Linked DNA regions of Homo sapiens: region 1 is linked to region 2. A link is a loop called in an ENCODE intact Hi-C map of the cell type or tissue named here. Cell type or tissue: heart right ventricle. All regions are shown on one strand. Links, peaks and the distances in the headings refer to the core of each region. The heading gives the core; the rest is flanking DNA. Region 1 overlaps LOC124902678 (a long non-coding RNA gene). Region 2 overlaps MS4A15 (membrane spanning 4-domains A15).

The links. Hi-C counts contacts between places; a loop is a spot of excess contacts. Peaks named below come from ENCODE experiments on the same cell type or tissue, not always from the same donor. Only the 100,000 strongest peaks of a DNase experiment are listed, where the experiment ranks them.
Region 1: a loop joins it to region 2, with 5 times the contacts of the local background. A loop is called at or near these places in 20 of 110 quality-filtered maps.

Annotation. Positions count from the first base shown.
Region 1 is chr11:61,181,281-61,196,227 of GRCh38, forward strand. LOC124902678 (a long non-coding RNA gene) reads left to right here. Exons shown (of 4, transcript XR_007062691.1): 2 at 1,823-1,890; 3 at 13,911-14,251. Among named protein-coding and RNA genes, the nearest start is that of PGA3, 15 kb to the right of the region's middle. RefSeq lists enhancers at 12,219-12,720, 12,721-13,220. In heart right ventricle, for the core only: CTCF peaks have their summits at 6,449 (motif pointing left) and 6,654; a DNase peak (open chromatin) is centred at 6,461.
Region 2 is chr11:60,771,450-60,786,396 of GRCh38, forward strand. MS4A15 (membrane spanning 4-domains A15) reads left to right here. Exons shown (of 7, transcript NM_001098835.2): 5 at 1,943-2,035; 6 at 2,388-2,501; 7 at 4,156-5,284. The coding sequence ends at 4,266. MS4A10 (membrane spanning 4-domains A10) reads left to right here and starts at 13,884. Exons shown (of 8, transcript NM_206893.4): 1 at 13,884-13,972. RefSeq lists enhancers at 2,991-3,622, 3,623-4,252, 4,253-4,882 and a silencer at 3,989-4,108. In heart right ventricle, for the core only: CTCF peaks have their summits at 4,083 (motif pointing right) and 4,301; a DNase peak (open chromatin) is centred at 4,082; H3K4me3 peaks cover 336 bases; H3K27ac peaks cover 1,436 bases.

The DNA of each region.
Region 1 (14,947 bases), core at 5,167-7,666, 410 kb after region 2:
GAGGTCATTTGTCCTACAGGATGTCCCACGTATGGGATTTGAATGATTGTTTTTTTGTTCCTTTACCTACATTATTTCCTATGCCTGGTCATGAGATCTAGACTTGAATTCAAAATTTTAATTAAAATACTTCTTAGGTAGTTCCATATATTCCCTATTGTATCACATAAAGAAGCACATAATTTCTGACTGTCTCACTCTTACAGATGCTAGATTAATCCGCGGGTCCTGGTGTTATCAACCTAATCCATCCAATCCTGAACTTACCCTTCAACCTTCCACCTTACGGTTTTGGCATCTGTTGATGATTTTTGCCCTAGATCCATTGTTTCATTAGAAGTTGCAAAACAATGAGTTCCAAATTCTACCATTCCTTCTGAATTTAATCATTGGAATTTATTATTTATTTATTTATTTATTTATTTATTTATTTTGAGACAGGGCCTCGCTCTGTCACACAGGCTGAAGAGCAGTGGCACCATCATAGCTCACTGCATCCTCAACCTCCCAGGTTCAAGCCATCCTCTTGTCTTGACTTCCCAAAGTGTTGGGATTACAGGTGTAAGTCATCATGCCTGGCCAGGATTATTGGGTTTTTAATAAAAGAGGAGACTCTGTTAACCTTGTAACCTTTGCAGAGAGGCAGAGAGGAACCAGTTAGAGCAAGAGTTGCCATCGCTATAGGTCCCCCTTGCTTTTTTTTTTTTTTTTTTTTTTTTTTTTTTTGAGAAAAAGTCTTGCTCTGTCACCCAGGCTGGAATGCAATGGCACAATCTTGGCTCACTGTAACCTCTGCCTCCCGGCCTCAAGCGATTCTCCAGCCTCAGCCTCCTGAGTAGCTGGGATCACTGGCATGCGCCACCATGCCCAGCTAATTTTTATATTTTTAGTAGAGACAGGGTTTTGCCATATTGGCCATGCTGGTCTCGAACTCCTGGCCTCAAGTGATTCACCCACTTCAGCCTTCCAAAGTGCTGGGATTACAGGTGTGAGCCGCCACACGCAGCCAGGAATTTTTTAATAAAACAACTTTTTTTCCTTATTCCTTAAACTGATGTTTGAAAAAAAACTTTTTAGTCAACTATTTGTGATTACCCAAAATATAGTTCATATAGAAAAAATTAACATAAGTATTGATTATAGTTTCCCTACGTCTACTAATAAGCTGATGTCCTGTGATATCCCATGTTGACAAATTTGGGCAGTAGGGGTAAAACTGACACAGAACCCCAGCCAGGCGCTGTGGCTTATCCCTGTAATCTCAGCACTTTGGGAGGCCAAGGCAGGAGGATAACTTGAGCCCAGTTCAAGACCAGGCTGAACAACATGGCAAAAGCCTGTCTCTACAAAAGAAAATGCAAAAATTAGCTGGGCATGGTGGCGCATGCCTGTAGTCCCAGTTACGAGGAAGGTTGAGGTGGGAGGACTGCTTGAGCCAGGGAGGCAGAGGTTGCAGTGAGCAGAGATTGATTGTGCCACTTCACTCCAGCCTGAGTGACAGAGGTAGACCCTGTGTCAGAAAAAAAAAAAAAAAAGATACAGAGCCCCCAAGTCACTTGCAACCCAACCCTGGGGATCAGATCAGCCTTGGCATTGCTCTACCCAAGATGGGCACAGACTGGATCTGGATCTTGTATGGGAACATGAGGGCCCTGGAAGTCCCAGAAGGAGCCACACCATTCCATTTTCTTTCCTTCGCCTGGAATAATGCCAGTTTAAGAAGGTAGCTCTTCTCATCTCAGGCAAGCAGAAGCTCCTAGTGGTTCTTTTTTTGTCTCTTTTGATTAGCAATACACTTTAATTATTTCTTTTTATTTGGCAGACAAAATGTTTCCAGCCTGGATCCTATCAGGGGAATTACAGCGGGTGCTCATCAAGTGGGAGTTCTCAGTAAGTCAGTTGGTTTATCTGACCCTGGTAGTCTTTCTTTACAAGTGGAAGGAAAATCAATGCATTCCATGTGTTATTCATTCAACAAACATGAATTGAACACCCTCCCTTTCTACCCCTTTTCTACTCTCCCTTTCTAGCCCTCTACACCCTCCCTTTCTAGCCCCCTTTCTACTCCCAACTCTAGGCCAGAAATAAAAACCTACACATCCCACAGTTGCTTAAGTTTTGGCCCACACTATGTTTCTTGAAAAACAAATTAATTAGCTGCTAACAGCTAAAGATCAGGGATTTCACATAAATATCCAGACTTTTGACTTTTTATTTTATGTGTATATATATAAAATGTGTGTTTATATATATGTATATGTATAAACACACATCAGTTTTCATCCACAGTTCCTGGCTCATAACCCGCATAGCCCTTGTTACTGTCTTTTGTTATGAGGTTGGAGTGTGTTAGGCTTCTAACCAGGCCCCAGAAAACAGAATCTTTCTCCCTGACCTCCTTCGGCCTTCTTTTCACCTGCTCCTTTTTCTCTCTAAGGCAGGCCTTAGCACCTAAAAATATATTCTAATCTTCCCCTGCCTCTGTTCATAAAGAAATTCTCTGACTGGCCGACTGCAGGTCATAAAACTCCACTTCAGAGGAGTCCTGCCCCATACCCTGGAGGAAGGAATGCTGCACAGAGAGACCAAGAAGAATCTCAACAGACGGGCATTTCTGGGCTTCTCCACTCAGTCTATCAACACTAGATCATTCCCTTTTTGTTCAATCACACTTTTTTTTTTTTGAGATAGAGTCTTGCCCAGGCTGGAGTGCAATGGCGTGATCTCAGCTCACTGCAACCTCCACCTCCCAGATTCAAGTGATTCCCCTGCCTCAGCCTCCCGAGTAACTGGGATTTCAGGTGTGCACTACCACGCCTGGCTAATTTTTGTATTATTGAGAGGTGACAGCGTGCTGGTCAGGGTTTGCACCCTTAAATGTCTGTCTTTGTCTTCAGGGAGCCAGGGGAAGATTTCCACGCCACAGGCTGGAGCTGGTGTCTATTAATGATTCAAACTTTTTTTTTAAAGACTCATCAAGTGCAGCGGTGAGAGGGAGGGAGTTAAACTCTTTTGGAGGCAGGGCTCATGCCTGTAATCCCAGCACTGTTGGAGGTCAAGGCAGGCGAATCACTTGAGGCCAGGAGTTCGAGACCAGCCTGACCAACACATTGAAACCCAGTCCCTACTAAATATACAAAAAATCAGCTGGGCATGGTAGTGCACACCTGTAATCCAGCTACTTGGGAGGCTGAGGCATGAGAGTCACTTGAACCCAGAAGGCGGAGGTTGCAGTAAGCCGAGATCCCACCATGGCCCTCTAGACCGGGAGACAGAGTGAGACCCTGTCTCAAAAAATAATAATAATAAAATAAATAAATAAATAAATAAAACTCTTTTTGAGGTTCTATATTTGTAACCTGTGCCCACAGCATGAGGATGAATTCTGATCTTCAAGGCAAAACCCTGGCCAGGCATGGTGGTGCATGCCTGTATTTGGGGAGGCGGAGGTGGGAGGGATCCTAGCATTTGGGGAGGCGGAGGTGGGAGGGATCGCTTGAGCCCAGGAGATTGAGGCTGCAGTGAGCTGTGATCATGCCACTGCACTCCAGCTTGGGCAACACAGCAAGACCCTGTCTCTAAGAAAAATAAAATAAAATAAATGTAAATAACAAAGCAGAATTCTGCCCCCTCCACTTTTATCCTTTACCAACTGCAGACCAAAGAGATTCATAAACTTTGTTGAGAGAGAATGTGGAGAAAAAGATGGTTCTTATCAAAATTAAAAATGTCTCTCTTTAAAACGTTTTTGGATTGTAGGATCTCTGTGTTGTATGGAAGCTCGAAAAGATAACTGAGTATATCATTCCCAATTCCGGTTTTGCATCAGAGTCCTTAAGCTTGGGAGGCTTTTTATTATTCATGAACATTGCCTGGGATTCATTTCTAATCTTCTGAAAAGAATCTCAGCCTATTCTTCTCATTATTTTTATGCTGTTTCTTAAGAAGTGAGAAGAAATTACAGCGAGTGACTATAACGTCTATCAGTAGATTGTGTTGAGTAAACGTCCTTAGTTCTAGGTGGTGTCATTAGCCTACAGTTTATAATTTGGGGAAAGTGAAAAAAGCATTAAAGCATATTAAGAAATAAAACACTTTTTTTTTAAAAGACAGCTTTTGGACACTTCTTGTGAGTGTAAATTGATACAGCCTTTTTGGAGTTGATTTGTTCTTAAAATGTGTATGGCCAGGCCGGGCGCGGTGGCTCACGCCTGTAATCCCAGCACTTTGGGAGGCCAAAGCGGGTGGATCACCTGAGGTGGGGAGTTCAAGACCAGCCTGACCAACGTCAAGAAACCCCATCTCTACTAAAAATACAAAATTAGCCAGGCCTGGGTGGTGCATGCCTGTAATCTCAGCTACTCGGGAGGCTGAGGCAGGAGAATCGCTTGAACCCAGGAGGCGGAGGTTGTGGTGAGCCGAGGTCGCACCGCTGCACTCCAGCCTGGGCAACAAGAACAAAACTCCGTCTCAAAAAAATAAAAAAAATAAAAAGTGTGGTCTTTGTCCCAGCAATTTTGCTTTCAGGATTTAGGCTAACTCAATGGTCAGAAATGCCCAGAAACATATATGAGCAGGGATGTAATCTTCAGAGTCTCTTACACAAGGGAAAATCCGGAGCCTCCCAGTGTCTGTTAAGCAGAGTGCCCCAGCATAGGTAGACAATCATGCAGCCATCTTTTTGGTTTTTTATCTTTTTTGTTTCTTCTTTTCTTTAAAAAAAAATTTTTTTTTTTTTTAGAGTAACAGGGTCTCAATATGTTGCCAAGGCTGGTCTCAAACTCCTGAGCTCAAGTTATCCTCCTGCCTTGGCCTCCGAAAGTGCTGGGATTACAGGCGTGAGCCACTACACCCGGCCTTTTTTTTATTCTTTTATTTATGTTTTTATTTTTTTGAGACAGGGTCTCACTCCGTTGCCCAGGCTGAAACGCAGTGGCATGATTACAGCTCACTGCAGCATCAATCTCCTGGGTTCAAGCAGTTCTATCTCACCCTCCGGAGTAGCTGGGCCTACAGGCACGTGCCACCACGTCTGGCTAATTTTTTTGTGATTTTTTTTGTAGAAACGATGTCTCATCATGTTGCCCAGGCTGGTCTTGAACTCATAGGCTCAAGCAATCGTTCTGCCTCAGCCTCCCAAAGTGCTGGGATTACGAGTGTGAGTCACCACACCTGACCTTTCCTAAAAAATATTTTTAATTTGTTTTTTTCTGCAGCCATCTTAAGTCACATGACCCCAGTCTTGCTGAGCGCACATCAATGTTAGACTTTCTGCATGTGAACAGTGTGACATTGCCCATGTAAGCAAATGTCCTTGGAGACACACACTAAAGATTTAGGAGCAAAGGATCATGATGTCTGCAAGTAGCCAGGCATGCGGGGCCCAGAGCCTTTCTGCCCGAGTTCAAACCCCAGCACTGATATGTACGAGTCACGTGACCTTGGAAAAGTTTGTTTCTGGGCCTCAGCGTCCTAATCTGTAAACTTGGGATAAGAATAGTCCCTTCTAGTCATGGGTAAGGGCAAGAGTAGGTATGCTAATGCATGTGGGTTTCTTCCTGGGGTACTGGAAATGTTCTGAGATTAAATCACGGTGATGCTTTTACAACTCCGTAAACATGAAAAAGACCACTGAACTGTACACTTCAGATGGGCAAATTTATGATATGCGAGACACACCTCAATAAAGCTGTTAAACTTTATAAACAACAACAAAAAATCACAGGGAAGAACAGTTTCTGCCTTCTAGGACTACAGTGAGGACTCAATGAATTTAACATATAAAACATTTAGAACATGCCTGTCACCTCGTAGCATGAGCTATTTCTATTTTATTTTATTTATTTATTTATTTTGAAGCGGAGTCTCGCTCTGTCGCCCAGGCTGGAGTGCAGTGGCTCGATCTTGGCTCACTGCAAGCTCCGCCTCCCGGGTTCACGCCATTCTCCTGCCTCAGCCTCCCGAGTAGCTGGGACTACAGGCGGCCACCACCACGCCCGGCTAATTTTTTATATTTTTTAGTAGAGACAGGGTTTCACCGTGTTAGCCAGGATGGTCTCCATCTCCTGACCTCGTGATTCGCCCGCCTCAGCCTCCCGAAGTGCTGGGATTACAGGCGTGAGCCACTGCGCCCAGCCGAGCTATTTCTATTTTAAACACCAGACAAAGACCAAAAGGTTAACAGTTAGCCAAAGGATTTAACACTCATTCTATCCAAAAGGCAACTGTATGGACAATTTTTTTCTCTCCTTATACTTTTCTGAGTTTCTTCCGTGATTGCTTTTAAGATGGTGGGAAAGCTAAGCATTATTCTATAAAAGAGAGGGAAAGACCCCCAATAGAGAGGAGGCTATATCTTTGCTGGGGTTGCCTGGGTTCCTGCTGGAGTGAATTATTCCCCAGAGAAAAAAGGCCATCAGGAAGCCTACTGTCAGTGGAGGACTGACGCCTAGTGGCCAAGGCGGATATTACATGCATACATGTGGTGGTCTTAGACCCGCCCATTGGTTCCATCTACTTAAACAGTTACTTAGCGACATGAAACCACTGTAATATGAACTCTCCTACCTTTAGACCTGCGAATCCCATTTTGAGAAATACATCTCACATAAGTAAATATATGTTTATTATTATTAGTTATAAAATATATATTAGCTACAAAGATTTTCCCAGGGACTCTATTACCAGTGAAAGATGGAAGGCACCCCAGATTCTAAGAGCAGGGAAATTATCAATAGGAAAGAATCTGCTCCTGGCTCTTTTTCTTTTGTTTATTTATTTTTTTTGAGACAGGGCCTTGCTGTGTCGCCTAGGCCGGAGTGCAGTCCGCGATCTCGGCTCACTGCAACCTCTGGCTCCCGTGTTCAGGAGATTCTTCTGCCTCAGCCTCCTAAGTAGTTGGGACTACAGGCACGCACCACCATGCCTGGCTAATTTTTGTTTTTTTGTTTTGTTTTGTTTTTTTGAGACGGAGTCTTGCACTGTCGCCTGGGCTGGAGTGCAGTGGCGTGATCTCCATCTCAGCTCATTGCAACCTCTGCCTCCCAGGTTTAAGCGACTCTCCTGCCTCAGCCTCCCAAGTAGCTGGGATTACAGGCACCCACCACCATGCCCAGCTAATTTTTTGTATTTTTAATAGAGATGGGGTTTCACTATGTTGGCCAGGTTGGTCTCAAACTCCTGACCTCGTGATAAGCCTGCCTTGGCCTCCCAAAGTGCTGGGATTACAGGTGTGAGCCACCATTCCCGGCCTGCTCCTTGCTCTTAAAGTGATGAGCGTGGACTACATCTGCCCATCTGTCTAAAGAAAAGCACAGACCATTTTTACAAATACACAATTTTGATATATTGCAAAAATGTTTGTGCAGAACAGAATGCAATGAAAAATTAGCTGCCTGAGTTTTTATTACAAAGGTTATATGAACTATAGAATACAGTTTTACAATAAATATATTTCCTAAAGAAAGTCTACAATTAATATTATCTTCTAAATAAATATTATGACTTTTAAATGTTTCCAATGGTTAGACACATATATTTGGCTATTTAAAAATATTTCCCAGGTAGACAATGTTTTACTTTAAGGCCTGTTCATTTACTTTTTAAAGTTTTTAAATTTGTTTCTTGTTGAGACAGGGTCTCACTTGTTGCCCAGGCTGCAGTGCAGTTGCACGGTTCACTGCAGCCACAACCTCCTGGACTCAAGCCACCCTTCCACCTCAGCCTCCCAAGAACCTGGAACTACAGGCACACACCACCATGCCCCATTAATTTTTAAATTTTTTGTAGAGATGGGGGTCTCGCTATGTGTCCCAAGTTGGTCTAGAACTCCTGGGCTTAAGCAATCCTCCCACCTTGGCCTCTCAAAGTGCTGGGATTACAGGAGTGAGCCACTGCACCCAGCAAGATCTAATAATAAGAACGTAGCCGGGCACAGTGGCTCACGCCTGTAATCCCAGCACTTTGGGATGCCAAGGCAGGTGGATTGCCTGAGGTTAGGAGTTCGAGACCAGCCTGGCCAACATGGCAAAACCCCGTCTCTACTAATAATACAAAAATTAGCTGGGTATGGTGGCGGAAGCCTGTAATCCCAGCTACTCCAGAGGCTGAGGCAGGAGAATTGCTTGAACCCGGGAGGTGGGGGTTGCAGTGAGCTGAGATCGCACCATTGTACTCCAGCCTAGGCGACAAGAGCGAAACTCTGTCTCAAAAAAAAAAAGTATGTAGATACGTAATGGATAAACAATGGAAAGGATAAAATGCAAACCAAAAAAATAAAGTTGACTTGCCTATAAAAAGAAAGAAAAGAAAAGCACAGCTCAAATCATGAGTAACAAGCACTCTCCCTCCCTCACCTCCTTCCAGTCTCCACTCACACGCCCCCTCCAGGGTGGGGCCCTCTGTGGTCCCTCTGTCTAAAATGTCAACCGTCCTGACACTCCCCATCTTCTTCCTTACTGTAGTTTCTTTCTGGCTTCACAGAATCACACGCTATAATTTGCTTATTTATCTTGTTGGTTATCTGTCTCCTTCCCTGGTGTGTAAACTCATGAGGGCAAAGATTTGGGTCTGTCCTGTTTCTTGATGAATCCTCTGTGCCTAAAATAATAGCTGCTTAATAAATACTTTTGGAATGAACATCATGTGAACTCAATGTTAAGAAAACCCAACGTCATAGGTGCACGCTGAGTGCAACTCTGCAAAAGCAGGAAGCGTGGACATTGCCGCCTGGATGAGTTTGCTCAGGCTGCCACAACAAATGCTACAGACACGGTGGCTTAAACAACAGAAATCGCTGGGCACGGTGGCTCATGCCTGTAATCCCAGCATTGGGAGGCTGAGGCAGGAGGACTGCTTGCATCCAGGAGTTCGAGACCAGCCTGGGCAACATAGTGAGACCCCATCTCTACAGAAAATCAAAAATTAGCCAAGCATGGTGGTGCATACCTGTAGTCCCAGCTACTCAGGTGGCTGAGGTGAGAGGGTTGTTTGAGCCTGGGAGGCTGAGGCTATGGTGAGCCATGATTGCACCACTGCACTCAGCCTGGGCAACAGAATAAGACTCTGTCTCAAACAAAACAAAACACAACACCAAAAAAAAAAAAAAAACAGAAATCTGTGTTCTCACAATTCTGGGGTCTAGAAGCCCAAGCTCAAGGTGTTGGTAGGGTTGTTCCTTCCGAGGCTTCCTTCCTTGCTAGTAAATGGCGGTCTTCTTCCAGTGTCTTCACACGGTCTTTGTGTGTGTTTGTGTCTTAATCTCCTCCTCTTATAAGGACACCACTTACGTTGGATTAGGGCCCACCCTGATGACCTCATTTAATGGTTTTGTTTGTTTGTTTGTTTTTGAGATGGAGTCTTGCTCTGCTACCCAGGCTGGAGTGCAGTGGCTCAATCTCGGCTCACTGCAACCTCCACCTCCCAGGTTCAAGTGATTCTCCTGCCTCAGCCTCCCCAGTAGCTGGGATTACAGATGCCCGCCACCACACCTGGCTAATTTTTGTATTATTAGTAGAGACAGGGTTTCACCATGTTGGCCGGGCTGGTCTCGAATGCCTGACCTCAGGTGATCCGCCTGCCTCGGCCTCCCAAAGTTCTGGGGATTACAGGTGTAAGCCACCGCACCCAGCCCTCATTTAACCTTAATCACCTCTTTAAAGGCCCTGTCTCCAAATACAGTCACATTCTGAGGTACTGGGGGGCAGGACTGTTATATGTAAAAATGTTTATTTAGAAACAGAATGCTTGTTCCCCAGTTCTGCAAAGAAATGGTACTTGAACATAAATGTAATTCTCTCAGCAAGGCCATTTTTACTTTCTGCAGAAAGGGTGCTCGTCGCAGATGCAACAATGGTGAGAACACACCTGAACAAAGGAGGGAAGCAATTTTTATCCTTTATGCAGTTGGTCCCTGCTACTGTGTCCTGTCTTCATTGGCTGGAGCCAGACCTCACAATCTAAACTAAAACTCGATTGGCTAACAGTTTAAAACTTTTCTAAATAGGTAAAAGTAATGGAAAAATAAAGGAAAAGAGGAAGTTGCTTATGCCAAATAGGGAAGGGGCATAGGCTGCGAGCTGGAACGTGACTGTGAGCGTGTCCAGCACAAATATATTGGTTAAGGTACAAGGACGTAGAATGTACTACAAGCCTATGAGCACGTTTAACAGCTACGTAGGATAGGGCCCAACAAAGTTATTTGCATAAAGTAAGGAGGCTTGAAGGAACTTAGTTTTTAAAAGAAACTGTTATTTTTAACACTTATGATTTAATCTTTAACAAGAAGGGAAACGTTGAAGAGGAACTTTTTACTTTCTACACGGACTTCAACGTATGAATTTTAGGGAGGACACAGTTCAACCCATAACACCAAGAAACACAAAGAATGCTGGAATGTGTTTAAAGAATACTGGGCAATTTAAGCATGAAAATAAATGGCAATAATGGATTAGAACTCACTGACCAAAGCAGGAATCTATGACACCACACTGATCAAGAAATACAAACAGATAGGTAAATAAATAGGAAGAAGAAAAGCTTTTCCTTACCAAAGAATGCCAATTAAAAATGTAAAATGTAAAAGAAATGATAGAATTAGAAAGTCACCCCTAGGCCGGGTGCGGTGGCTCATGCCCATAATCCCAACACTTTGGGAGGCTGAGGTGGGCAGATCACTTGAGGTCAGGAGTTTGAGACCAGCCTGACCAACATGGAGAAACTCTGGCTCTGCTAAAAATACAAAAATTAGGCTGGGTGCGGTGGCTCACACCTATAATCCTAGCACTTTGGGAGGCCGAGGCGGGCAGATCACCTGAGGTCAGGAGTGGCAGACCAGCCTGGACAATATGGTGAAACCCCGTCTCTACTAAAAATACAAAAATTAGCTGCTTGAACCTGGGAGGTGGAGGTTGCAGTGAGCCGAGATCACTCCATTGCACTCCAGCCTGGGCGACAATAGTGAAACTCCATCTCTATAAATGAATAAATAAATAAATAAATAAAAATTAAAAAATTAGCCGGGCGTGGTGGTGTGCACCTGTAATCCTAGCGACTGGGGTCGCTGAGGCATGAGAATTGCTTGAACTGGGGAGGCAGAGGTTGCAGTGAGCCAAGATTGCGCCATTACACTCCAGCCTGGGCAACAGAGCAAGACTCAGTCTCAAAAAATAATAATAATAAAGAAAGAATACATCAAACAAACCCTAGTTGAGGGACATTCTGCAAAACAACTGGCCTATACTCTTCAAAAGTGTCAACGTGATGAATGAAAAAGGCAGAGGGAGGGACTGTTCAAGATCAAAGGACACCTGGGAGACCTGGAACCCAAAAGAATGTGCGATCCTGGATTGAGTTGTGGAACAGAAAATTAAAAATCACAAAAAAGGACAATTTTAGGACAACTGGTGAAATCTGAATATGTGCTGTGTATTAGATAATAGTATCGTATCAATGTAAGACTTACTGCCTGTGGTCATTTTGACATCATCCACGTAAGCAAATGTCCTTAGAAACACACACTAAAGATTTAGGAGCAAAGGATCATGATGTCTGCAATTGACTCAAATCATTCAGCCAAAATAATAATAATATGCATGTATGCATGTGTATGGAGAGAGAGACAAAGAGAATAAATTCAGTAAAATGTCAATACGTGAATCTAAAAGCAATTATAATAATAATAATGAATCTGAGTGAAATATATATGGGAATTTGTGGGAGGTGTTTGTTTGTTTGTTTGTTTGTTTGTTTGTTTTGGAGAGGGAGTTTCGCTCAGTCACCCAGGCTGGAGTGCAGTGGTGCCATCTTGGCTCACTGCCACGTCCACCTCCCAGGTTCAAGCCATTCTCCCACCTCAGCCTCCCTAGTAGCTGGGATCACAAGCATGCACCACCACGCCCGGCTAATTTTTTTGTATTTTTAGTAGAGATGGGGTTTTGCCATGTTGGCCAGGCTGGTCTCTAACTCCTGACCTCAGGTGATCTGCCCTCCTCAGCCTCCCAAATATATGGGAATTTGTTGCACTATTCTGGCACTTTTTCTGTAGATTTAAAATATTTTCTTTTGTTGTTGTTGAAACAGGGTTTCACTCGGGTCGCCCAGGCTGGAGTGCAGTGACACAGTTATGGCTCACTGCAGTCTCAACCTTCTGGGCTCAGGTGATTCTCCACCTCAGCCTTCTGAGTAGCTGGGACTACAGGCGTGTGCCACCATGCCTGGCTAATTTTTTCTATTTTTAGTAGAAACAGAGTTTCACCATGTTGGCCAGGCTGGTCTCGAACTCCTGGACTGAAGCAATCCACCCACCTTGGCCTCCCAAAGTGCTGGGATTACAGGATGAGCCTCCGTGCCCGGCTCTCCTTGCCATTTTTACATACTGATATCTCTGGGCTCTGTGCCAGACTGGGGTGGGTGCCAGAGGAAAAGGATAAGACCCCGCCCCTCCCCTTGAGCACAGGGTCGACTGCAGGTGGTCACGCACCATCTGCTGGGTGCTGGGGGGCAAGGCGGCAGCAGGACATGGGAGGAAGGTACGGGGGAGCAGGGTCTGAAGGAGAGCATTAGCAAGGGCCCTCCCCCTCCTCCTCTCTCCTGCCTTCCACCGGGATCTGCCTTGCTCCGAGGCGGAGAGACTGACCCCCAGGCTCCAGTACCCTCCACCTTCAGCCCCAGCTCGAGCTGGGTCCTGGCAGTGCTAGTCCCTCCCTGCGCTCCTTTTGATTTTCCACTGCTGCTGGCTCCCGGTGCCTCCTCATCGCTTTTGGGGTCCTTTACCCTTGCCCACCCCCTCACTAAATCTCTTCAAACCTCTAGGTGGGCCACCTGTTTCCACAAGGATTCTGACACTCTAGGTAATGACAGAGAAACGCTTTCAAAGGGAACAGCTTGTGCCAAGGCTCAGAGGCAGGGGAGGATGTAGCCCAGTGGGAGAATTCAGACCGCCCAGGGCAGGAGGGCAGGAAGGCAAGCTGTTCCAGCCCAGGTCACAGCTCTCAGCATTGAAACTGGGAACTGTGACACCTCCCACCTGAGCCCCACATCCCCCACCCCCGGAGGACGCATTGGCCGGGGCCTGCCTACAGCTTTACCTGAGCCCATCCCGGAGCGTGGACTGGGACACAGGAGCAGGCTCCAGGCTCCACCGTGGATTACACAGGCACACCCCTTGCTGAGGTCGAAAACAGGAGGCTTGTGTTCCTCCTCCACAGTGGCGTGGTTTTGGAGCCTCCAGCCAGGCCCAGAAGCCTCCTCTACCTTTCCTTTTTTTTTTTTTTTTCTTTCTTTCTTTTTTTTTTTTTTTTTAGATAAAGTCTCGCTCTGTTGCCCAGGCTGGAGTGCAATGCTGCAATCTCAGCTCACTGCAACCTCTGCCTTCCGAGTTCAAGCGATTCTCCTGCCTCAGCCCTCTGAGTAGCTGGGATTACAGGCACGCGCCACCATGCCTGGATAATTTTTGTATTTTTAGTAGAGACGGGGTTTTACCATGTTGGTCAGGCTGGTCTTGAACTCCTGACCTCATGATCCGCCCGCCTCGGCCTCCCAAAGTGCTGGGATCACACGCATGAGCCACCATGCCCAGCCCTCCTCTCTACCTTTTCTAGCAATGAAAACTTCATACCTGACAGTCAGCCTGGATGCTTAATGCTCAACCATTCACTCAACATCTACACTGCCCCAGGTCCAGATCTTTGTAAAAATGAGATGCTCCCCTAGGAAGGAGGAACACACTCCTGGACTGATTTCAGCCTCCAGATACTAAGACAGTTTAAATGCCTCCTCCTCCACGATGGCCTCCCATATGTCCCTTGGAAGTAAGCTCCTTTTCTTGAATGACTAGCACTCTGTCCCTTTTATACCCTTCTTAGTGTCTGCCCTAGTTAATAATTTCTACTGTTTTCTGCTTTTTATTACAGTGACTGAGGTATGGGTCTTACTTCTCTCACTCAGATGTAAACCCACTGAGGACAAAACTCATGGCTGATTCATCTCTATCAAGCCTACTGCCTGGCATGTGGAATGTATGAATGAGTGAATGAACGAGAAGATGAACAAGGCAAAGCGCTCATAAGCATGGCCAGTTTGGCCAGGGAGTAGGCTGTAAGAAGACGTCAGAGCCTTCTGCTTGAATCTGCTGCCTTGCCGCCCACCCCAGGCTAAGGCACGAAGACCCTCAAAGCTGCTGCTGCAGGTCCTTTGGAGGAGCAGGCAGCTGGGCTCCCTGGCTCTCCCATCTGGAGCAGGAGGCCCAGGACAGGTGCTTTAAATACCCTCTGGCCACACCCCCAGCCTACTGCCCCTGGCACCAATGGTGGCAGAGTCACAGGTCAGAAACCAGGATTCAGGTCACCCCTTAGAAGGAACAGGGCGTAGATGGGGACAGATTGGATCAGAAAAGGCTGAGGAGGCCAGGTCCAGAGCTGTGCACACCTGGGAGTAACGTGGTATTTGAGATACCGAGGACAAAAGAGCTGCGGCTGTCGGGGGCAGGACGCACTATCAGGGGACCTTAACCTCTGTCCCCAAGAGGGGTTCACACCCCAGGCCACCAGTTTCAGTGGGTTTACACTGGGGCTCTGGGCAGGCGCAGCTCAAGGCAGGTGCTCTGAGGGAGAGCAGGGCTGTGAGGGGCTGGGGAGGCTGGCCCAGAATCTCCCCATGCCCGCCTGGAGACTGCAGGCCAACTTCCTGGTCATGCCCCAGTTCCCAGGAATTTTCCAGCTCCTGCTTAATAGCTCCATCCTCCCTCCATCTGCCCCCAGCCCACTCCCAGTTTCCAAACATTTTCTTTTTTGCTTCCAGTTAACCCTTGCTCTGCCCAGTACCGAATTTCTGTCACTGCCTCCTCCAAGACCTTCTCTTGTATTTTGCCCAAAGCAGGTGTCAGAACCCTTTCTGGGGGCCGAGCAGCTTGGTGTTGGGAGGCTGTGGTTGAGATTCCCGGCTCTCTTAC
Region 2 (14,947 bases), core at 3,037-5,536:
CACTTCAGGGGACCTGCAAAGTGCCAGGGGAGGGGCACCACCCAGGCAGACCAGACGCAGACTGTGCATGTCCAGGAGAAGAAGACAGGGATACTCTTTCAATACACAAGCCAGGGTGGAAAGTGAGGTCCATGCTCATGGTCATTCCGAGAAAGGAAAGATGCTAGAAGATCTCCTGTAAGAGTCCTGCTGGGCCTTGGTGAGCAGAGAGGACTTAGAAATACCACAGGGAAAGCTGGAGAATGCACGGAGGAGTGTGGGCAGGGTCGCCACTGAAACCACGCCTGGCTCCATCCAACGAAGGCAAAGGTAGGAGAAGGAAAGTGGAAAGAAATCAGACAGAGAGATTTAATCCCATGATGGGGCTGGATTGTGGAGGGCTTGGTGCCTTCTGCAGGCACTGGGAGGCGATGGAGGCTTTGAACAGGAGGGTATGAGCTTTATGTCAGGCTCAGAGAACACGGCAATGAAGATCATGAACACGGCAGCGAAGGTCATGAACATAGCAGTGAAGGTCATGGCATTTATCTTCTGGTGCCTTGTAGACACCCGTAAAGCAAACTAACAAAGATGGTTGCCAAGCATGAGAAGTGCTGAAAGGAAGCAGGCAGGATAATATGAGTCATTCTAAGCTCAGCTGGGACGGTCTGGAGTCCCTGAGCAGGTATCACGGAACCGAGTCTTCACAGTTCAGAGGGCAACAACCACGGAAGAGCCCGGTCGGGAAACGCCATGGCTGGACAGGGGACCAGAGTGCTGGACCATCACAGGCAAGGGGTGGGCCGAGAGGGAGAGGCCGGGGAGGTGACTCAGAGCCTAAATGCCAAGTTCAGGATTTGTTTTAAGGACAATGAGAGACCACAGAGGCTTCAGCAGGGAATTCCTTGCCCTGTTTCCATACTTGAGAGGTATCCCAGGTGCTGGGCAGAGAATGGGTTGTGGAGGGGCAGGACTAGAAGCGAGGACTCTCCGGACCAAACCCAGTGTCCCCCGGGCTGTGAGCTCCAGGAGGACAAGACCTGACTTACTCTCTCCTGGACTCACAGCACTTTGCATAGTGCCTGGCATGCAGTAGGTGCTCAATAAAAGCTTTTGGCTTAATCAATTAATGGATTTCTTGTGAGGCTGTTCTGATCTCAATGACCTCCTGATTGCCATTTAAAAAGAAGAATCAGGGGTCTTTAAACCTGAAGAGGTCCTAGAGTCCCCAGCCCACCCATGAATGTTTCCCCTTGGGGCAGTTTAACCAGAAGGCTCCAGCTACGGGTCACGAGACCGTCAGGTTCGGGCTGCACGGGGATGGTGACCCCTGGGTGGCTGCCTGGACCACCCCAGGAGTCACTTGCCCTGCACGCTCTTTAGACCCTGGAGTCCTAGGCCTCTCAGCCCACCCAGACTTCAGACCTTCAGCTCCTGCCTCTCCTGTCTCCCCTGCCTGGTGCCCCACCAGTGTCTGCAGTGCCTCACTCCGCCAGCCACTTCCTGGAACCTCATAGAAATGAACTCAACCCCTCTCCCAACCAGGCCTCAGTGTCCACAGCAAAGAGCCTCCCCCAACCCATGCCCCTGAGCAGGCCTCAGCTGCAGCTTCTCCTGCGAGGTGCTGGGCCTGGGGGAGAGGGAGCCACAGTACGGGGTAAGCTGGAGGCTGCAAACTCCACCCAGAAAGGCTGTAAAGGAGGTGGTGCCCTTCTCCCTAGCAGCTTCCAAGAAGACGAGAGAAGGAAAGAGAGACAACAAGACCTCCTCCCGAGGTCCCAGGGGAGGAGAAGAGAAAAGGGGAGCAGTCAATGAGAACACAGCTGTGTGCAGGGTGGTGTGGCCACTGCCTCCTTGGCTGTGGGAGGCAGCGTGCTGGGGGCTGGGCAGCTGAGCCACAGCCCCTGCCTTTTCTCCTTCTCTTTGCCTATTCCCTCTGCTCCTGTCTCTCTGCTCTCTGCAGGTGAGGAGCAGCCTGGGCACCAACATCCTCAGCGTCATGGCGGCCTTTGCTGGGACAGCCATTCTGCTCATGGATTTTGGTGTTACCAACCGGGTGCGTTGTCAGATGGCCCTCGGGGTGGGAAAACTTGGAAAATGATGCAGCCATGTCCAGGAGGGTAGGGAGGTGAGAGTTTGCAGCGCCAGGACGTTGGCAGGGCCTGCCAGTCCCTATAGACCCCATGAATCCATGGATCCTCTGAGCCTTCCCCAAGATAGGCATCAGAAGGAGCAAGGAGGCAGCCTGCAGGGTGAAGGGGAGGGTGCAGGACTGGCGGCAGGGGGACTGGCTCCAGGCACAGCTCTGCTCCCAACTAGCCGCATGACCTTGGGCAAGTGGTTCTCACTCGGGGGACCCCCTTACTCTAGAACTCTGGGCTCACCTTTCTGTGGGTTTTGGTCCCCAGGATGTGGACAGGGGCTATCTGGCCGTGCTTACTATCTTCACTGTCCTGGAGTTCTTCACAGCGGTCATTGCCATGCACTTCGGGTGCCAAGCCATCCATGCCCAGGCCAGTGCAGTGAGTACCCCCACCCCCACCCCCACGTCCACTAAACCTGAGCTGAGCCTGTGTGGAAGGCAGTTGGCTGGGAGCGCGCTCTGCCTCCAGACCCCTCCCTCTGCACTCTGGGAAGCAATAAGAAGAGACAGCGCTAGGAAGGGTGTCCCATCCATGTCAGGGGGCCCAAAGAAGTCTTTGGGCTGGGCATGGTGACTCACACCCATAACCCCAGCACTTTGAAAAATGAGATGGGAGGATCTCTTGAGCCCTGGAGTTTGAGACAAGCCTGGGCAACATAAAAAGATCCTATCGCTACAAAAAAAAATGTATTTTTAATTAGCCATGTGTGATGGTACGTGCCTGTACTCCTAGCTAGTTGGGAGGCTGAGGCAGGAGGATCGCTTGAGCCCAGGAGGTTGAGGCTGCAGTGAGCTATGATCACACCACTGCCCTTCAGCCTGGGTGACAGAGGAAGGCTGTCTCTAAAACCAAAACAAAACCAAAGACGTCTTCGCAGGTCAGTGAAGACAGGACTGCTCTCCCCGTGGCACTGGGTGCACCAGCACCCACAGGGCCACTGCTCTGTGCAGCCCCACAGGCAGCCTTGCAGAATAGAAGGCCCAGGCTCAGGGCATGGGGGCAGTGCTGCACCCAGAGGAGTGAGACTTTTTGGAGTTCCCAGGCCACATGGGAGACAGGGGCATCAGGGAGGGCAGCATGATAGAGATGGAAATTAAGCTTTGATTTCCAAAAAAAATGGAGGACAGTGATGACAGAAAGGGGCTGGAGGGAGTGTTCAAGGCAGGGGAACCAGTTGGAGCAAAGGCTGCCTCGGGCAGGCAAATGCAGGCCACAGGGTGGGGTGCCCTTGGCAGGTGCACGATGGGATGCATTGAGGGTGAGGGGATTGAAGGTCTGAGCAGGGGAGTGAGCTGGTTGAGGGAAATCAGTCAAGAGGATTTGTCCAGTGCCGGAAGGTGGAGAGGGTGGACAAGCGGGGCTCGAGGCCAGGAAGCTGCAAGGAGGCTGGTGCCACGGTGCAGGCAAGAGAGAGCGAAGTCCTGAACCAGGCCAGGGCAGTCGGGAGAGAAAGAACAGCAGAGCCGGACGTGGTGGCTCATGCCTGTAACCCCGGCACTTTGGGAGGCCGAGGCGGGCAGATCATCTGAGGTCAGGAGTTCAAGACCAGCCTGGCCAACATGATGAAACCCCGTCTCTACTAAAAATACAAAAAATTACCTGGGCATGGTGGCAGGCGCCTATAATCCCAGCTACTCGGGAGGCTGAGGCAGGAGAATAGCTTGAACCCAAGAGGCGGAGGTTGCAGTGAGCCGAGATCACGCCATTGCACTCCAGCCTGGGCAACAAGAGCAAAACTCTGTCTCAAAAAAAAAAAGAAAAGAAAAAAAAGAACAGCAGAACGTTAGCGCCTGGAGAAATGGGACTTTTGTCTGTTTTGTTCACTGCTGTACTCCCAATGCCTGGATCATAGCTGGCCCCAGTAAATGTTGTTTGAAATATTGGTTGCACGGAGAGCCCTGAGCATGCGATTCAGACTTGCGGAATTCAGTACCAGGGCGCTGTTCTCAGATTACCCACAAGGGGGCACTATTGAACCACTACCCTGAAGCTCCAGCGTCCTCCAGGACGCTCAGTGCTGTTTTCTTTGCAGCCTGTGATCTTCCTGCCAAACGCCTTCAGCGCAGACTTCAACATCCCCAGCCCGGCAGCCTCTGCGCCCCCTGCCTATGACAATGTGGCATATGCCCAAGGAGTCGTCTGAGTAGCAGATGTGGCACCTGCGGGTGGAGTCCAGCCTTTTCCCTCTGGGCCCAGCCTCTCCCCACCCCCACCTTGTTCATCAGGGGCCAGCCCCATCCCAGCTGCCCTCCCTCACCACATCTACACATACTCCGGCATCTGAGTGAAGTGTCCCCAGGGACATCTCTCCCACACTTTCCCCAGTGCTTTCTTTCTAAAAGACACCGGGCTGACGTCAGGGGTGTGTGTCCTTCAGCTCCCTGAGCCCTGTCACCCTTCCAGGACACCCACCTTGTGCATCTAAGCATTTCTCTGCTCATTGGGGAAATCCTGGCCTCATTGGAGACTCAGGTTCGAGGCCTGCCCTGACCCTCGGGCCTCGGGAAGGTCAGAGAGCCCGGAATCCTCCAGAATGGAAGAGTCTGACTCTGGCATTCCACAGAGGTGCCGATACCAGGCCAAGGCCTCACAGCAGGGTAGTGGCCTGGCCGCAGGTCTCCTGGCCCCAAGATCAGCTCTGTCCTTTGTCATCTGTTGCCACATCCATGGAACTCAGGTTTCCTATTTGGAAACTAGAGTGTTGAACCAGATAAGGTTCATCAGGCCCTTCCAGCTCCCCAGGCTCCCTGAAGTCCTGGGTCTAGGCCAGGCATTGTCCCCCTGCTTCCTGGAAACCCTCATTTTCCTTGTCTGTAATATGAAGTCAGCATTGGCCCCGCCCCCCACCCCCTACCATCTCCCAATGGAGGGGAGGTTGCAGGGGAGAGCTGCCGCCAGCCCACTCCTGAGGCACCACCACAGTCAGCATCGACAGGGGCACAGCAGTGGCAGTTTGGGACCTCCCTGTGCCTCTCAGCACTCCCTTCCCCACCCCCATAGCCCAAGGACAAGGCTACCACAGAAGGTTACCACAGGACCTGGGCTTCGTCTCCAGGGGACAAGGAGACACTGTCAGCCTGGTGTTCACCAGGCCTGGTAGATGAGATGGCTTGTCTCATCCACACCACAGAAGGAAATAAACCATGTGGCTTAAATTTTGAGCTGGTCTTGTTGCAATGACTTTTTCTTTTTAACCTCAGGGGCTTCCAAGGGTCATCCCATGTTTATCAGAGGACCTGGGTAACTATCCCACTGTCACAAAAGGGCACCTCTGGGTGCCTCGCTCTGTGTGGTGTAATCCTTACACTTACTCTGTCCCCATCTCGGTTCAAACAAACATGCCTTCATATCCCCACTCCACAACTAAGGACACTGAAGCTTAAAGGTGTTAAATTATATGCCCAAGGCCACCGAGCTAGTTAGGAGCAAAACTGGGATCCAAACCTAGTTCCATGTGACGTCAGAGTCCGTGTTCTCACCACTTGGTCTCCCCTTAGTACAAACCTAAGTGCTTCCCACCAACCCCTTTTCCTCCTTCCTTCTGTTTCTTCATCCCCAAAACTAAGGCAGGGCTGCATTCCTCAACACACTCACTTCTTCTTCACCCAACAAACTCCCCCTCCTCCTTTAAGGCCCTATTTAAACGTTGCCCCTTCTGTGAAGTCTTCCCAAAGGAAGGGTGGTCCACGTGGTAGCTAAGTGCCGTGACCACAACACTGGAATGAGGGTGGGGCAAGGGAGGTGCCATTCAAGGGGACATTCACTCTCAGGATCATGCCAGTGCAGAGTTGGTGTAAGGGGTACAACAAGCTTTGGCTTTTACAATCAAGAAAGGAGACTCGAGGATTTAGAGCTTTCAGTTTAAGATCATTAAGTATAGAGTTGGAGGAAATGTACTTGAAGATTTAGGACCAGTTTTCTTGCCATATAAAGGAGACTAGAGACATTTCAGAACTGAGGGGAGGAGTTGGGGGAGAGAGAGGGAGAAAAAGAGAGAGGTTAGCCCCAAGCTGGGATTGCTTCCCTCTCTCCTCTGCTGACCAAATCCCTCAGGAAGTGTGTAGGCCAAAAACCACAGGTCCATTAAGAGGAATTAGAGACTACAAGGTCACTAGAGATGTCCCATATTCAGACAGCATGGAGCCACAACATAAAGATGGCTGGGGACTGTGCCTGGTGACACAATAGTCCTGCATTCCCATGTAGTGTATCAGTCCAAGCGTGAGAAAGCTCTCTGTGTTTCCTGAGCTGGCCAGTGGCCAGATGTGCAATGTGGATTACGTGAGACTATAACTTTATAACAAATATGAGCAGCAAATAAGAGTGGGGACAGTGGCCACCACTGAGAGAACAGCAAGGACAAACTATACCTCAGCAGAGGCTAGCAAGGACAGATGAGGGCTAAGGGCTTATGGACTGGAAGTCATTGGAAGTGACTGAGTTATCCTCAATTGGCAAAATTAAGTTTTCTACCACTACTGAGAGTAAATGGGAGGTAGAGATATAATTTCTGTGAAAAAGAACGCTGAGAACTACAAAATGTTACTAAGAGAAATTAACAAAGATCTAAGTCAATGAAATGATATCCTATGTTCATGAACTGAGAAGCTCAAGTTTGTTAAAATGGCATTGATTTTCAAAATTTATCTATAAATTCAATATGATTCCATTCAAAATTTTAGCAGTTTATTTTGGGGAAATTGACAAGTCAATTCTAAAATTCATATGGAAATTCAAAGGATCTTTAAAAATACAAGAAAACTTAAAGACAAAGTTGGAGGATTTAAACAACCTGATTTCAAGATTTACTACTTAGCAATAATTTAGACAGCATAGTTTTAGCCCAAAAATAGACAAAAAGACCAATGGAATAAAATAGAGAGCTCAGAAACAGACCCTCACATACAGTCCTTTGATCTATGGCAAAGACACCCATAATTAAGTGGATAAATGACGTTCTTTTTAATCAATGGTGCTGAAGCAATTAGATATTGGCATAGAAAAAAATGCACCTTAATTCCTACCTCACACCGTACATAAAAATTAATTCAGGATGAGTCACAGATCTAAATTTTATAACAAAGCAAGCTTCTAAGAGAAAACATAGGAAAATATTATTTGGGGATAAGCAAAGATTTACTAAACTAGAAATGCAAAAAACACTAACCACAAAAGACATAAAAACCATAAAAGAAATTGGAGTTTATTAAAAATTAAGAGCTCTGTTTATCAAAAATCACATTGTAAGTGTGAAAATGCAAAACATATACTGGGAGAGAATTTTGAAATGCATCATATCTGACACAGGTCTCATGTGCAGAACATATAAATAACTCCTAAAAATAATAAGTAGGCCAGGTGCACTGGCTCATCATGCCTGTAATCCCAGCACTTTGAGAGGCCAAGGTGGCTGGATCGCCTGAGGTCAGGAGTTCAAGACCAGCCTAGCCAACATGGTGAAACCTCGTCTCTATTGAAAATACAAAAATTAGCTGGGCATGGTGGCATGTGCCTGTAATCCCAACTACCTGGGAGGCTGAGGCAAGAGAATCACTTGAACCTGGGGGGCAGAGGTTGTAGTGAACTGAGATTGTGCCACTGTGCTCCATCCTGGACAACAGAGTGAGACTCTTGTCTCAAAAAAATAAATAAATAAAATTAAATAAATAAATACATAAAAGAGAGCTCAATTTAAAATGGGCAAAGAACTTGAGCAGACATGTCACAAAAGAAGATATAGAAGTGGCCAATAAATGTGCTCAACATCATTAGTCCTTAGAGAAATAGAAATTAAAACTACAATGAGATACCGCAACACACTAGAATGGCTAAAAATTTAAAAGACTGACTATAGAAGTGTTGATTAGCTTGGGAAGCTAGTCTTCTTATACATTGCTGGTGGGAGTAAAAATTAATACAACCACTTTGGAAAAAAATGTTTGGCAATATCTACTAAAGCTAAACATACACATTCAGTATAACCCAACAATTTTATTCCTGGATATGGACCCAACAGAAATCACTAAAAGACATGGACAAGAGATTTTGATGACAGCTTTATTTATCATAGGCAAAAACTTGAAACCACTGAAATGTCCATCAACCATAGAGGTAAATAAACTGTTCTATATTCGTTAAAAAGGAATAAATAAAAAGAACAAACTACCAATACATCTAACACACGAATGAATGTCTACGTGAAAGAAGACAAATAGAAAAGAGCACATCCTGGGTTATTCCAGTGATAGGAATTTCAAGAACGGTTTAGATACACTAATGGTAGTAGAAGTCAGCACAGTTGTTGGCCCTTGGGAGCAGCAGGGGAGGGGAGTGTGAGGTAGCCTCCTGGGGCAGTGCAGATCTTCATATCTTGATCTGAGTTATGGCTGCATGAGTGTATACATAGATAAAAATTAACCAAATTGGACACACCTGTGCACTTTACTGTATGTTGTTGCCTCCATTTTTTTAAGTGGGAAAAAAATAAATTAAAAAGTTACTATATTAGCTATCTATTTCTGCACAATAAATGACCACACACTTAATGGCTTAAAGCCACACACATATATATTACCTCACGATTTCTGTGGTCAGATACAGGTGCATCTTGGTTGGGTCCCCTGGTTAGGGCTTCACAAAGCTGCACTCAAGATGGCGGCTGGGCTGCACTCTTATCTGGAGACTCAACTGGTGAAGAATCCACTTCCAAGCTCACTCAGGTTGATGGCAGAATTCATTTTCTTGAAACTCTGGGACTGAGGGCCATAGCTTCTTTCTGACTGTCATTACCCTCAGCCCCTAGAGGCTGTGCTAAGCTCCTTGCCAAGGGAGCCTCATAACATGGACATTTACTTGTTTGAAACCAGCTGGGGAGTGATCCCTATAGCAAGTTGACTAGCAGGATGAAGATTTATATAACAACATAATTATGGAAGTGCCACCCCATCACCTTTGCAATAGGTTACTGGTTAGAAGCAAGTCACAGGTGCTACCCACACTCAAAGGGAAGGGTTATTGGGACCGCCTTAGAATTTGTCTGCCTCAGTTACAGTTCTGCTCATTTAAATTTGTAATTTTGAAAATGCAAATTCAATGTATTTAATTTTCTCCCAGTTTAAAAAGCCCTATCTATACCCCCTAAAACCCTTCAGCTGCAGGTTAATTTTTCTCCTCTCCTTTATTTTCCTCACTGTCACTCAACCCATTGAAATCACTCTCTGTAAGGTTATTGCATTGACCTTGTCACCAAAATCAATAGGCTTTTAAAAATCCTTGTTTTAATAATAGCTCTCTCCATTTCTTAAATGTTGCCTACCCATAGATTTCCTCTGTGTACACTACCTACTCTCTACATGATCTCATCCACCACTTCAGGTTCATTTCATCTTTTATTCAGCAAGTGCTGATTGGGTGTGTGCTGTGTAAGCTCTGGAGACACCAGACATTAGCCAAGATCTCTGTTCTCATGGAGCTCACATTAGCCATCTATCACCATCCTGACAGTTTTCAAATCACTGTCTTCCACCCAGATCTCTTTTGCTGAGACAGCCTCAGCATCTACTTTCTTGTCTCACAAAAAGGAATTTACATCTTCTCTTCCAACTCAAGCCATTTCCCCTCCTGTGTTCCTGATGTCAGTTGACGTCCCTATAGACTTTGGGCCACCCAAGACTGAACCCAAGCATCATTCTTGGTTTCCCCTCTCTCTAAGCCACACAGAATCATCCTCCACTGATTCTCCTTGCTCTGGTTTCTCAACTGAGTCCACTCTCCTTATCCTCCTCCTTTGAGCCACATCACTTTTCACCTGCATCTTTGAACCACACCACCTTTGAACCACGTCACCCTTCACCTACATCAGGCGTCAGCCTCCTGCCACGTCCCCAGCTCTGAGCCTGCCCCATGCATCTCTTGACTAGATGACAGCCAGAGGGATTTTTCTAAAGTACAAAGTCATCATGTTACTGTTCTGCCTAAACTTATTCAGGCTCTCCTTTGCCCTTGGGCTAAAGTCCAAATGCTCTAGCAACACTTACAAAGCCCTGGAGATGTAGCAGTTCACCTCTCCAGCCCCATCCCTCCTCACCCTCCACTTACACTTGACCCCGAGCCATCCTGAGTCTCCGTGAGCTCCATCTGCCTGGAAGGCTGCTCTCTGCCTGCTTCCAACCCTCCTATTTGTCCTGCTTAGCTCCCAACCCCACTTCAGACCTTCATTTAGATACCACTTCCTCCAGGAAGCCTTATCTGGCCTCATCCCCCAACCCCTTCTAGATTAGGGGAACTCCTCCAGGCTCTCGCCACACCCACATCTCAGTATCACATCACTCACCCGTCCACAGCACAGTTACCTGTCTCCCTGTTCATCTTATTCAATGGACTTCATATTCTTTCCCTATTGCTGCTGTAACAAATTACCATGAACTTAGTGGCCTAACATAACACAGACTTATTATTAGACAGTTCTGAGGTCAGAGGTCCTAAAATCCAGGTGTCGGCAGGGCTGAGTTCCTTCTGGAGGCTCCAGGGAGGCCCCGCTTCCTTGCCTTTTCCAGCTTCTAGAGGCCACCTGCCTTGCTTGGCTTGGGACCTTGGCCTCCACCTGCCAAGCTCTTCCACTCACTCTGACCCTCTTGCCTCCCGCTTGGGAATACATTGGGCCCACTGAATAATCTATCCCTATCAACAACTTTGACTTAATCATCTGCAAAGCCCTTTTCACTGCATAAGGTAACGTATTCACAGATTCTAGGGATGTGGACATTGTTGAGGTGCCATTGCTCTGACTACCACAAATTCTGAGCTCCTCAAGGCCAGGGGCAGCCTCTTGCCCACTCCTGGATCCCCAGCATGTCACACAGCGCCTGGCCCAAGTAAGTGCTCATTAGCTGTTTTATCAATGAACGGATCAGTTAATGAACAAGGGTATCAGGGGGGTGGGGGGCTGTCTTCCTACTCAGCAAAAAAGCACTGGTCCTGGAAAAACACTCACCCCATGTTTGAGGAGCTAAAGTCGTGGGTGATGAACGGGTGCAAGGCAACCAATGACAGTGATTATTGGCCTCACGTGTCTCAGCATTACAGTGGGCAGGCAAGTGCCTTCAGAAGAAACAGGTCTCTCTCAAAGCTACTGGCTGCTGCTCAGCCTGGCCCCCTACCCCTCAGGGGAAGCCTGCATAGTCCAGCAGGTCTGAGAGGGGTGAGTGGCCTTTTGCCTGATTGTGTGTGTGACATCGAAGTCTATGCCACATTGAACATGCATGACAGCTGAGCACGAGCGACCCCGGAAGCACACAGCAACTAAAATAATTAGGCACGGCCACTGACACGTGTGAGGCGCTGCTTTTAAGCATTTTACATATTCTAACTCATTTAACCCTCCAGCAACTTGATGGGTACTATTATCCCCATTTTATAGAGGGGAAAACTGAGGCCCACCAAAGTCAAATAACTTGCCCAAGGTCACACAACATTAAGAGGTAGAATCAAGATTTGAACTCAGGCATCCCAGATGCAGAGTCAGCTCTGAAGTGCTATGCTGTGCTCAGCAAGTCAAAGTCAGTCAGTCCTGGCATCAGGGACTATCTGTACAGCCGCTGGCTCTGCCTCGCGCTTCCCTGTCCACCCTCAGCAGAGCGATGTGGAGAGAGAAGCCAGATGGAAAAGGAAGAGCCCAAGGCGGGATCTAGGGGTCGCTGGATCTGGGGGTCGCTGGATCTGGGGGTCACAGGATCTGGGGGTTGCTGGATCTGGGAGTTGTGGGATCTGAGGGTTGTTGGATCTGGGGGTTGTGGGATCTGGGGGTTGCTGGATCTGGGAGTTGTGGGATCTGGGGGTTGCTGGATCTGGGAGTTGTGGGATCTGGAGGTTGCTGGATCTGGGGTTTGTTGGATCTGGGGGTCGTGGGATCTGGGGGTTGCTGGATCTGGGGGTCACTGGATCGGGGGGGTCACTGGATCTGGGGTCATAGGATCTGGGAGTCACAGGATCTGGGGGTCACGGGATCTGGGGGTTGTGGGATCTGGGGGTCATGGGATCTGGGGGTCACAGGATCTGAGGGTTGTGGGATCTGGGGGTCCCTGGATCTGGGGGTTGTGGTACCTGGGGGTCGCTGGATCTGGGGTCACTGGATCTGGGGGTCATGGGATCTGGGGGTCACTGGAGCCCACTCCACACCTCCTCCACCAGAACAGCCTCACGGAAGACCTTCACACTTCCCAGAGCAGCACCGTGCTCATGGAAAGATCAGGGCACAAGATGTGGCAACTGATTCTGTCAGATGCAATTTGTGGGCCATGCCTGGATCCTGGATCCTGATTTGAACAAATCAAAAGTAACAAGACATTTGTGAGATAATCAGAAACTGAAGCTCCGACTAGTTATTTGATACCCGGTAAGTACCAAAAACTAGATAAGAACAGGTTTTTCTGACTCCTAGGGTTAAGCTTGTCCCCCACAACAGGGGTCCCCAACCCCCAGGCCATGGAGCTATACCAGTCTGTGGCCTGTTAGGAACCAGGCCTCACAGCAGAAGGTGAGGGGCAACAGGCAAGCATGACCTACCACCTGAGTGCCGCCTCCTGTCAGATCAGCCGCAGCAATAGATTCTCAAAGCAGAACGGGCCCTATTATGAATTGCACATGCAAGGGATCTAAGTGGTACCCTCATGAGAATCGAATGCCTGATGATCTGAGGTGGACTAATTTCATCCCAGAACCATCCCCCATCCCCACCCCGGCCCATGGAAAAATTGTCTTCCACGAAACTGGTCCCCAGTGCCAGAACGGTTGGGGACCACTGCTCTATGAAAGTAGTTTCTTTTTTCCTTTCCTCTTTTTTTTTTTTTTTTTTTTTTGAGACAGGGTCACACTGTGTTGCCCGGACTGAGGTGCAGTGGTGTGATCACAGCTCACTGGACTCAAGTGATGCTCCCACCTCAGCCTCTCGAGCAGCTGGAACCATAGACAGGGACCAAGACACCTGGCTCATTTTTGAATTTTTGAATTTTTGTAGAGATGAGGTCTCGCTATGTTGCCCAGGCTGGTCTCAAGCTCTTGGCTCAAGTGATCCTCCCACTTTGGTCTCCCAAAGAGCTGGGATTGCAGGCATGAGCCACCGCCCGGCCCTTTAAAAGACTAGTTTCCAAATGTTCAACAGAGCTCTGTGGGGCTGCAGGGTTAAACTCTGAGCGTAAATAGACCTCAGTGAGCACCAGGACTCGGTTTTAATTTTTTTGTTCTGATCATGTGGTCACACTTTTTTTTTAAAGAGTCCATATCTTTTAGAGATAAATACTAAAATGCTTACAAATAAAATGGGAAGATATCTGAGTTTTGCTTACTTCTGGGGGAGAATAAGATTGGCCAAGAGCTGCTGATGGTGGCTGTAGCTCGCGAATGGGCACAGGGGTGTCATGGAACCATTCTCTCTACTTTTGTGAGTGCTTGAAATTTTCCAGAATTAAAAGAACTCTTTCAAAAGGTTCAACTTCTTACTCCACTCCCAGGATCTAAGACGATTACAACCACTTTCACTCCATCAGTCATGCCCTGAAAACAGATTAAATTATCAACATTTCCCTTGCCAAAGGAAATTTACAACTGTCAAGGAGAGACATAAAGAAGGGCACTAAGATTTTCACCTGCCGGGGTTTGGCGGGAGGGGGAAGGACTTTGACAGCTTCCATGCAACCGGGGCATGAAGCAGGGCGTGGGTCCAGGAGGGAGAAGATCCAAAGTCGAATGTTGTAAAGATGTGCTGATTTCCCAGCGCTGTCTCTGGGGAGCTCCGGCAGCGCAAGAGGGCAAAGCACAGCTGGAAGCTCAGAGCTGCAGTCCCAGGTCCTGGGGTGAGTGGTCCCCCCATGGCAGGAACAGAGGGGAGTGATTTTGTGTTTCCATGTGGAGTTGGGGGGTTGCTCAGGTGTACAGACCTGGTCCCCCCTTGAAGCCAGGGGACCGGCCTCTTATACCCCTAGCCAATCAGTTGTTGGCTGTAGGGTTGGAGCGGTGTTACTTAAACTCCCAGAAGGGAGGAGATGTGAGCCTTTAGCAATGAACAATTATACCAGCTGGAGAATGGGTGGCCCACCCAGCAGAGGGGATCTGGGAAGTAGGGGGCACCGTCGGCCTCTCCCCTGCGGAGCCCCATCCTGCTGCCAGTTACTGACCCTTATTGCTGGAGGAGCCCCAGACACTTTTCTTGCAGTCTGGAAATGCATACACACAGAGAGACCAGTTCAAGAAAACAGAGCCCCAGGGAGGAGAAGGGACTTGTCGAGGGCCACGAGGGGGCAGGACTAGAATCCAGATTCTTGACTCCCTCCTTGGACGGAGGCCTCTGTTTCCTGCAGGCCTTCCAGCTGCTGGTGGGTGAGCTCTCTTTACACCAGGCACACTGTCTGGAAGCACCAGGAGGAGGCTGGTTCAGTACAGTCGTAGGTGGTTTTCTAACTGGCATTCACTGAAACGCTGATCCTCTAAGGCACCCCACCCCCAACACCAGCCTGCCTGTCACATGTTGTGACACTCTTGTCACTCAGCACCTCTCAATTCCTGCCTTTCTGTCCTTGACATGCATGCACATGCATGCACACACATGCACACACACACACACGCACACACACACACACACACACACCCTGAGAAGCTCTCTCTGTCCTCTAGGGCTCCACTGCACAGTCTGATGAGGGTCATATTATTCATGCCACGTTTCCTCTGCCTGCTCAGCCACAGACCTCCCATGGACACATCTTACTCACTCCTGCCTCGGTCCCTGCAGTGTCCAGTGCAGAAACTCCACAAACAAATCCACGAATGACAGT